Linked DNA regions of Homo sapiens: region 1 is linked to region 2. The links are chromatin contacts, found by Hi-C or POLR2A ChIA-PET in ENCODE. All regions are on one chromosome and are shown on one strand. Each heading gives the region's core, a stretch centred on a gene start or an enhancer-like site at or near the end of the contact. The rest is flanking DNA. Distances are from core to core; before and after follow the strand shown.

Region 1 (3,607 bases), core at 924-3,423, 130 kb after region 2:
CTGAGTCTAAGGCTTTTGCATTTCCATCTTAGAGTCCTGTTTTAAATTATTTATACCCCCTGGGAGAGGTCATACTCTTTAGTACATCATCACCAAACAGTAGGTTTAATTACCAGGAATTAATTAAGTCAACTGAGAGAAAGACTGGGACCCAGGCAGGCACTTGGGGGCAAGAGTGTCTGAAGGGACACACTTCTGCATGGGAGGAGAGAAGTGAGGGCAGCAAAAGAAACATTCATTCATATCAGTTCCTGCAGTGAATGTTGTTGTACCACCTCATTGCTGACTCTGGGCCCACCTTGGTGGTCCTGCTGGCTGGGACATAGGGTACAGCGTGGGCTAGCCCTGCCTTGTACAGGGGTTTTGAGGCAGAGTTGGAATTTGAGCCAAGTCTTTAAGGATTGGGGAGATTCCCCCCCCCCCCACCCTGCCATTTAAAAAGTAATATGTGCTTAGTTTAGAAAATTTGGGAACAATCAGGAAGAAATTCTGGTAATTCTTCCTAATGATAGACAGTTGAGATGGATAGGCAGAGGGGAGTGATCCTTTTAAAATGTCAGTCTGATAGAATTTGAGGATAAGTGGTTAAAAAAAAAAAGAACCACCTACAACAAATAAAATATTGGTCTGAGCACATCATTCTTCTACTCCAAATCCTCCTGTACTCTTTCGTCTTAGAGTCAAAGTCAAAGACCTAGCAATGGCCTGCCATCATCTGCTTCCCAGCCATATCTCCTACTCCTTCTGCTTCAGGGCCTTTCTCTTCCTTCTTGTTCATCCCTCCGCCTAAAACCTCTTCTCCCCCATATTCTCATGGCTTGCTCTCTCACTTCAGAACTGAGAATATATTCACTCTTCTGATGTCATATGAGGAGCCCTGGTTGAGAAAGAGAATAAGTATGACTTTTATGAATCTGTCTCTGTATGTCTGTCTCCTTCCAGTGGATTATCAGCTCTACATGGGCAGGAATTTCATTTGTTCTGTTCACTGTGGTGTCCACTGTGGTATCCACAGTGACTAGAACAAGGCCTGGCACACAGTAATGGTGCTCAATATTATTGAATGAATGAAAGTACATGCGTGCATGTCTGCGGTGTGTGTGTGGTGTAGAGATAGGGTAGCAAAGGGCAGTGTAGCTAGCAGCTGGAGTAGGAGAGAAGGAGTGTGGTTGGGTGGAAGAGAGGAGGATGAAGAGGATGCTCTCAGTAGGAACGGAGTTCAGAGACATGGTCCAGTCTGTTCCAGTCTCTATACCCCATCTCTTACTGGTGCTGTTCAGCAGGGAGGCAGTGAGTTGGTGCTGCAAGACCAGTGAGGGGCAGCTGCTGAAAAACACAGTAGCCCTGGTCTTAGGCCTAGATTATGGAGGTTTTTGAAAGCCTGGCCCAGGGCTTGGACCTAATATGGTAGGCTACAGGAAGAAGTTTTTTTTTTTTTAGGACAGAGTTTCCCTCTTGTTGCCCAGATTGGGGTGCAATGGCACAATCTTGGCTCACTGCAACCTCCATCTCCCGGATTCAAGCAATTCTCTTGCCTCAGCCTCCTAAGTAGCTGAGATTACAGGCATGCGTCACCACACCTGGCTAATTTTTTTGTATTTTTAGTAGAGATGGGGTTTCGCCATGTTGGCCAGGCCAGTCTCAAACTCCTGACCTCAGGTGATCCACCCACCTTGGCCTCCCAAAGTGCTGAGATTACAGGCATGAACCACCATGCCCGGCCCAGGGAGTTTTTGAGCAGAGTAAGTGACCTGATAAAAATGGTGTTTGGGAAGGATTAGTCTTAAAGAAATTTGCAGGATGACCAAGTAGGGAAAGACCAGAGAGGGCAAGGAAAGAGCAAGGACCAGGGGGTCGGCAGACATGGGATGGAGCAGATGACATCAGTGAGACTTGGTAATGGCGGGATGCTCCCCAACTGCTGTGTGGCTGCCTTGACAAAGGCTTCCAGTGCTTCCAATGTGGTAGAGTTTAAAGTGTTGTCAGTGGTTTCAAGTGAGTTTTGGAAGCAGGTGGGGTGTAAGTAGGAGAAAGGAAAAGGAAGGGTCATCCTCAGGTTGCTGAAGGTGTTCATCAGGTTGAGGGGTCTGGGGGTAAGCAGGCAATAGTATCCCAGATGGCACCTTCACCTCACGGGCTGTAATCCCAGGAGAGGAGCCTGTCTGTTCTTTCTGGTCTGCTGAAAACTCTTCCTGTCTGAGTACAGCTGTCAGTGCTCTCAGGCTTTCTTCTGAATCTGCACATATGCTAAGATGATATCTGAAAGCCATTTGTTCCATCACCTTTCAAGTTCATTTTCTGTTTCCGTATGTTTATTTCTCAGAACAAATTGTCTTTGACGAACAAACCCATTGGATTGGATTAATTGTCTAGAAATACTTATTTCTGAAAGTATTTCTGAATGGTTTCTGTTTCATTAGGCTTCTATCCTGTTTTTGATAAGGGTTGTGCCAAGATGAGATCAGTGAAGAAGTGTTTTTGGTATAATCAACCAAACGGCTGCTTCTTTATGATCTTTTGGTATGAGTCATATTTTGAGATTTGTGTTCCTGATGTGTTCATTTAGAGTATATATGTGATGGTCTGCTATGTGCCAGGCACTATTCTAGGCACTGGGAATATAACAAGGAACAAAATAAACACAAATCTTACTCTTATAGGGCTCATTCTGGTTTGTATGCATTTATAGATAATAAGTAAGATAAAATATAAGAGATGGTGAAAAGTGTTATGGAGAAAAATGAAGCAGGCTTGGTGGATGAGGGGTTTGGTGGGGAGGAAGGTCTTCTATTTTAAATTGAGAAGTCAGAGAAATCTCATGGATTAAATGGCCTTTGAGCGGAGGTCTGAAGGAAGTGAGAGAGGGAGCCACGCAGATATCTGAGAAAAGAGCAATCAGATTGGAGAAAAGAGCAAGTGCAAAAGCCCTTCAGGCTGGGGAGGGTTTAAGGAACCCATGGGGGAAGGTACGGATTTTGGGGATCCTATGGTGGCTCCACCTCTGTAATTTCTGGTTTAATTGGTCTGAGCTGGGGTTAGGCATTAGGATCGCTCCAGGTCTAAGAAGCACTGGTCTGAGGGTTAAATAAGCCTTATCCCCTGTATTTGGTGGAGAGATTTGAAGGGTAACTGTGAGTAGGAGACTTCAGCTGCTCTGATGGGAAGGGCAAGCAAGGGCCCCCTGACCTTGCCAGGAATAACAGGAATCTTCCACAGTAATAAAAACTCTTCAGTTTATGTCCCTTTTCTTATTTGATTACCTCACCTCTCTGGGCCTCAGTTTCCTTGCTTGTAGAGTAAGTGGTTTAAATTTAATGGTTTTCTAGAATCTCTTTGGCTCCGATAGTCCTGAATCTTTCTAGTGTTGGAAGAAGCTCTAATCTAGAACAGTGTTCTAGAGCAATGTTGTCTAATCTTGGTCTTATAACACTCTAAGTTGTGTCATCATTATGGCAAGGGCTGTGGTGAATGTCTCAATACCAAATTGAAGGAAAATTTGTGCCCTATTCAGTAGCACCTTGGGAAGATGAGTGTGTTGGGAAACTTGAAATGTGAAAACTGACCTGCTGGTTTGGAGTCCAAAGTACAGGGGCAGCTTGGTCCTTGG
Region 2 (3,686 bases), core at 985-3,484:
GGCTGTAGCTGTGGACCAACAAATCCAGACTCCTTCAGTACAAGATCTCCAAATAGTTAAACTGGAAGAAGATTCCCACTGGGAGCAGGAAATTTCCCTTCAAGGGAATTACCCTGGACCAGAGACATCCTGCCAGAGCTTTTGGCATTTCCGTTACCAAGAAGCATCACGACCCCGAGAGGCCCTCCTCCAGCTCCAGAAGCTCTGTTGTCAGTGGCTAAGGCCAGAGAAGTGTACAAAAGAGCAGATCCTGGAGTTGCTGGTCCTAGAACAGTTCCCGACTGTCCTTCTCCAGGAGATCCAGATCTGGGTCAGACAGCAGCATCCGGAGAGTGGAGAGGAGGCAGTGGCCCTGGTGGAAGACTTGCAGAAAGAACCTGGAAGACAGAGGCTGGAGGTGAGCTATAAAAACATAGTTCCGAACAGTTAAAATAGAGGTATGTGAGAGACAGAGCTGCCTTGGGTTACTAGCAGTGTGGGCATACTTCACTATTGATGTTAAACTGGAATTTGCTTATTTCGTGGTCATGGTATCTGCAACTTTCCTTCCAAGTTCAGGCTGACTCTTCAGAGAATGCACAACATTGGCTGCTCTGAGTGTCCGTCCCTGCCATTAAATAAGAAAATTGCTTAAAATGGTATGAGCCTCACTGTGATCAGGGAGGAGCACATGTGACAGGGATGTCTTTTTGGAGAACAGCTCTCACTCTGTAGCAGCCAGCCAGAGGCAAGCGGCTTCGGTGGTCTTTGTCGACATTATTGAGCCTATTGCAAAACACCTGAATTATCCTATGTCTTTTTGCCTAGGGTTTGGCAAGGCAGGTAGGAGCAGTCCCCAGAGAGCTGGGTGGCCAGGATGCAGTGGTCCATGGCCTTATCTCCATAAAGCCTTCCACATGTCTGCCGTCTTTACTGCTGTTGCAGGCTTTTGCATAAGACTGGCTTTTTCCTCTGCTTTTTTTTTTTTTTTTTTTTTTTTGGAAAGGGAGTCTCGCTCTGTCACCCAGGCTGGAGTGCAGTGGTGCCATCTCGGGTCATTGCAACCTCCGCCAACCGGGTTCAAGCGAGTCTCCTGCCTCAGCCTCCCTAGTAGCTGGGACTACAGGCGCCCACCACCACGCCCGGCTAATTTTTGTATTTTTAGTAGAGACTGGGTTTCACCATATTGGCCAGGCTGGCCTCGAACTCCTGACCTTGTGATCCACCCACCTCGGCCTCCCAAAGTGTTGGGATTACAGGCGTGAGCCACTGCACCCAACCTTTCCTCTGCTTTTTTATGTTTGGGATGTTTAAGTTTTAGTCCCTACAGAATTTTGACCACTTCCAGTCCTTGAAGAGGGACAGGATGTGCTCTCAAAGAAGGAGCCCTCAGGATCAGTACTGAGTTCTCTAAACATCCATCCGAAGCAAGCACAGACAGAATCTGTCTGTTCCAGGCAATGGTGAAGTTCACAGCAGAACCAGAGGAACAGTTGAAGCACAGCCCCAAAATAGAACGAACTCTAGCCCGTCCGCAAGAGTGATAAGAAATCGCAGTGTGGGCCCACGCGCGCCGCACGGCCGGGTCGCCGCCGTACCGTGGTGTACGTGCAGAATGCGCAGAGCGAGCGGCACCCGCTTACCCTGCGCTCCTCCGCAGCCTGGGCCGGGCCGCCCGGGACGCTGAGGCGGTGGCGGCAGCCGAGGGGGCCGGTCTTGCGCTCCGCAGGCTCGCGCGCCCGAGCCCGGGTTGCCGTTCGCCGCACAGGCCGCGTTCTCTCAGCCCACGGCGGCGATTAGGCGCTGAGGCGGCCGCCTGCGCTGCGCCGGAGCCTAGGACTCGGAAGCGACCCGGCCGAGGGCCCTGGGTGCCAGCCTCCTTGAGTCAAGGGTAGCGGGTGCATGGCGCAGTGACGGCCCCTATCTCTCTCTCCGCTCCCCAGCCTCGGGCGAGGCCGTCCGGCCGCACCCCTCCTGCTCAGCTGCGGTCGCCATGGCCAATGACAGCTGCGGGCCCGGCGAGCCGAGCTCGAGCGAGCGAGACCGGCAGTACTGCGAGCTGTGCGGGAAGATGGAGAACCTGCTGCGCTGCAGCCGCAGCTCCTTCTGCTGCAAGGAGCGCCAGCGCCAGGACTGGAAGAAGCACAAGCTCGTGTGCCAGGGCAGCGAGGGCGCCCTCGGCCACGGAGGGGGCCCTCACCAGGACTCCGGCCCCGCGCCGCCCGCTGCAGCGCCGCCGTCCAGGGACCGGGCCCTGGAGGCCAGGAAGGCAGCGAGGCGCCGGGACAGCGCCTCCGGGGACGCAGCCAAGGCAAAGGCCAAGTCCGCGGCCGACCCCGCGGCGGCCGCGTCCCCGCCTCGCGCGTCCCCGGGCCGGACAAAAGCCATGGCTGCTTGTTATCCGGTCAATGGAACGGGTTATGTACGTCATGTTGATAATCCAAATGGAGACGGAAGACGTGTGAAATGTATTACATTACGTTAAAGAACGGGATGCCAAGGTAAGTGGAGGTATACTTCGAATTTTTCTAGAAGGTAAAGCCTAGTTTGCTGACATTGAACCCAAATTTGATAGACTGCTGTTTTTCTGGTCTGACCATCGCAACCCTCATGAAGTACAACCAGCATATGCTACAAAGTACGCAATAACTGTTTGGTATTTGATGCAGATGAGAGAGCACGAGCTAAAGTAAAATATCTAACAGGTGAAAAAGGTGTGAGGATTGAACTCAATAAACCTTCAGATTCAGTCAGTAAAGACGTCTTATAGAGCCTTTGATCCAGCAATACCCCACTTCACCTACAATAATTGTTGACGCTATTTGTTAATTTGTGAATACGAATAAATGGGATAAAGAAAAATAGACAACCAGTTCGCATTTTAGTAAGGAAACAAACAACTTTGTGTGTTGCATCAAACAGAAGATTCTGACTGCTGTGACTTTGTACCGCATGATCAACTTAGAATCTGTGATTGCTTACAGGAAGAAGATAAGCTACTAATAGAAAATGTTTTTACCTCTGGATATGAAATAAGTGCCCTGTGTAGAATTTTTTTCATTCTTATATTTTGCCAGATCTGTTACGTAGCTGAGTTAATTTCATCTCTACTTTTTTAATATATGTCAAGTTTGAATTGGAATAATTTTTCTATGATTAGGTACAATTTATCAAAACTGAATTGAGAAAAAATTACAGTATTTCTCAAAATAACGTCAATCTATTTTTGTAAACCTCTTCATACTATTAAATTTTGCCCTAAAAGACCTCTTAATAATGATTGTTGCCAGTGACTGATTAATTTTATTTTACTTAAAATAAGAAAAGGAGCACTTTAATTACAACTGAAAAATCAGATTGTTTTGCAGTCCTTCCTATCTTACACTAATTTGAACTCTTAAAGATTGCTGCTTTTTTTTGATATTGTCAATAATGAAACCCAATTGTAAAACAGTCACCATTTACTACCAGTAACTTTTAGTTAATGTCTTACAAGGAAAAAGACACAATAAGAAGAGTTTAATTTTTTTTTTTTTTTTGAGTCTTGCTCTGTTACCCAGGCTGGAGTGCAGTGGTGCATTCTCAGCTCACTGCAACCCCACTGTCTCCCAGGTTCAAGCAATCCTCCCGCCTCAGCCTCACAACTAGCTGGGACTACAGGCACATACCACCATGCCTGGCTAATTTTTGTATTTTTAGTAGAGACT

Evidence for each region. A loop is a pair of places that touch in the nucleus more often than their neighbours do. ChIA-PET counts read pairs that join two places held with the same protein, here RNA polymerase II (POLR2A). Pooled maps may share reads with other maps.
Region 1: a pooled map shows a loop between it and region 2 (4-fold over the local background). The contact joins two enhancer-like sites. A Hi-C loop is called at or near these places in 3 of 37 single-sample maps with no recorded cell type and 7 of 50 pooled maps. POLR2A ChIA-PET finds 5 or more read pairs at or near these places in 10 of 52 experiments (A549, MCF 10A, OCI-LY7 and 6 more).

The regions. Positions count from the first base shown.
Region 1 is chr15:84,759,543-84,763,149 of GRCh38, forward strand. The region is part of intron 1 of ZNF592 (zinc finger protein 592); the gene reads left to right. Among named protein-coding and RNA genes, the nearest start is that of ZNF592, 13 kb to the left of the region's middle. RefSeq lists an enhancer at 1,072-1,573. Within about 2 kb of position 2,174, at least 3 of the 41 ENCODE cell types and tissues checked have a DNase peak (open chromatin) inside an H3K27ac peak, as active enhancers do.
Region 2 is chr15:84,631,902-84,635,587 of GRCh38, forward strand. It overlaps the pseudogene SCAND2P and the pseudogene EGLN1P1. Among named protein-coding and RNA genes, the nearest start is that of WDR73, 21 kb to the right of the region's middle. RefSeq lists silencers at 1,487-1,836, 2,307-2,386. Within about 2 kb of position 2,235, at least 6 of the 41 ENCODE cell types and tissues checked have a DNase peak (open chromatin) inside an H3K27ac peak, as active enhancers do.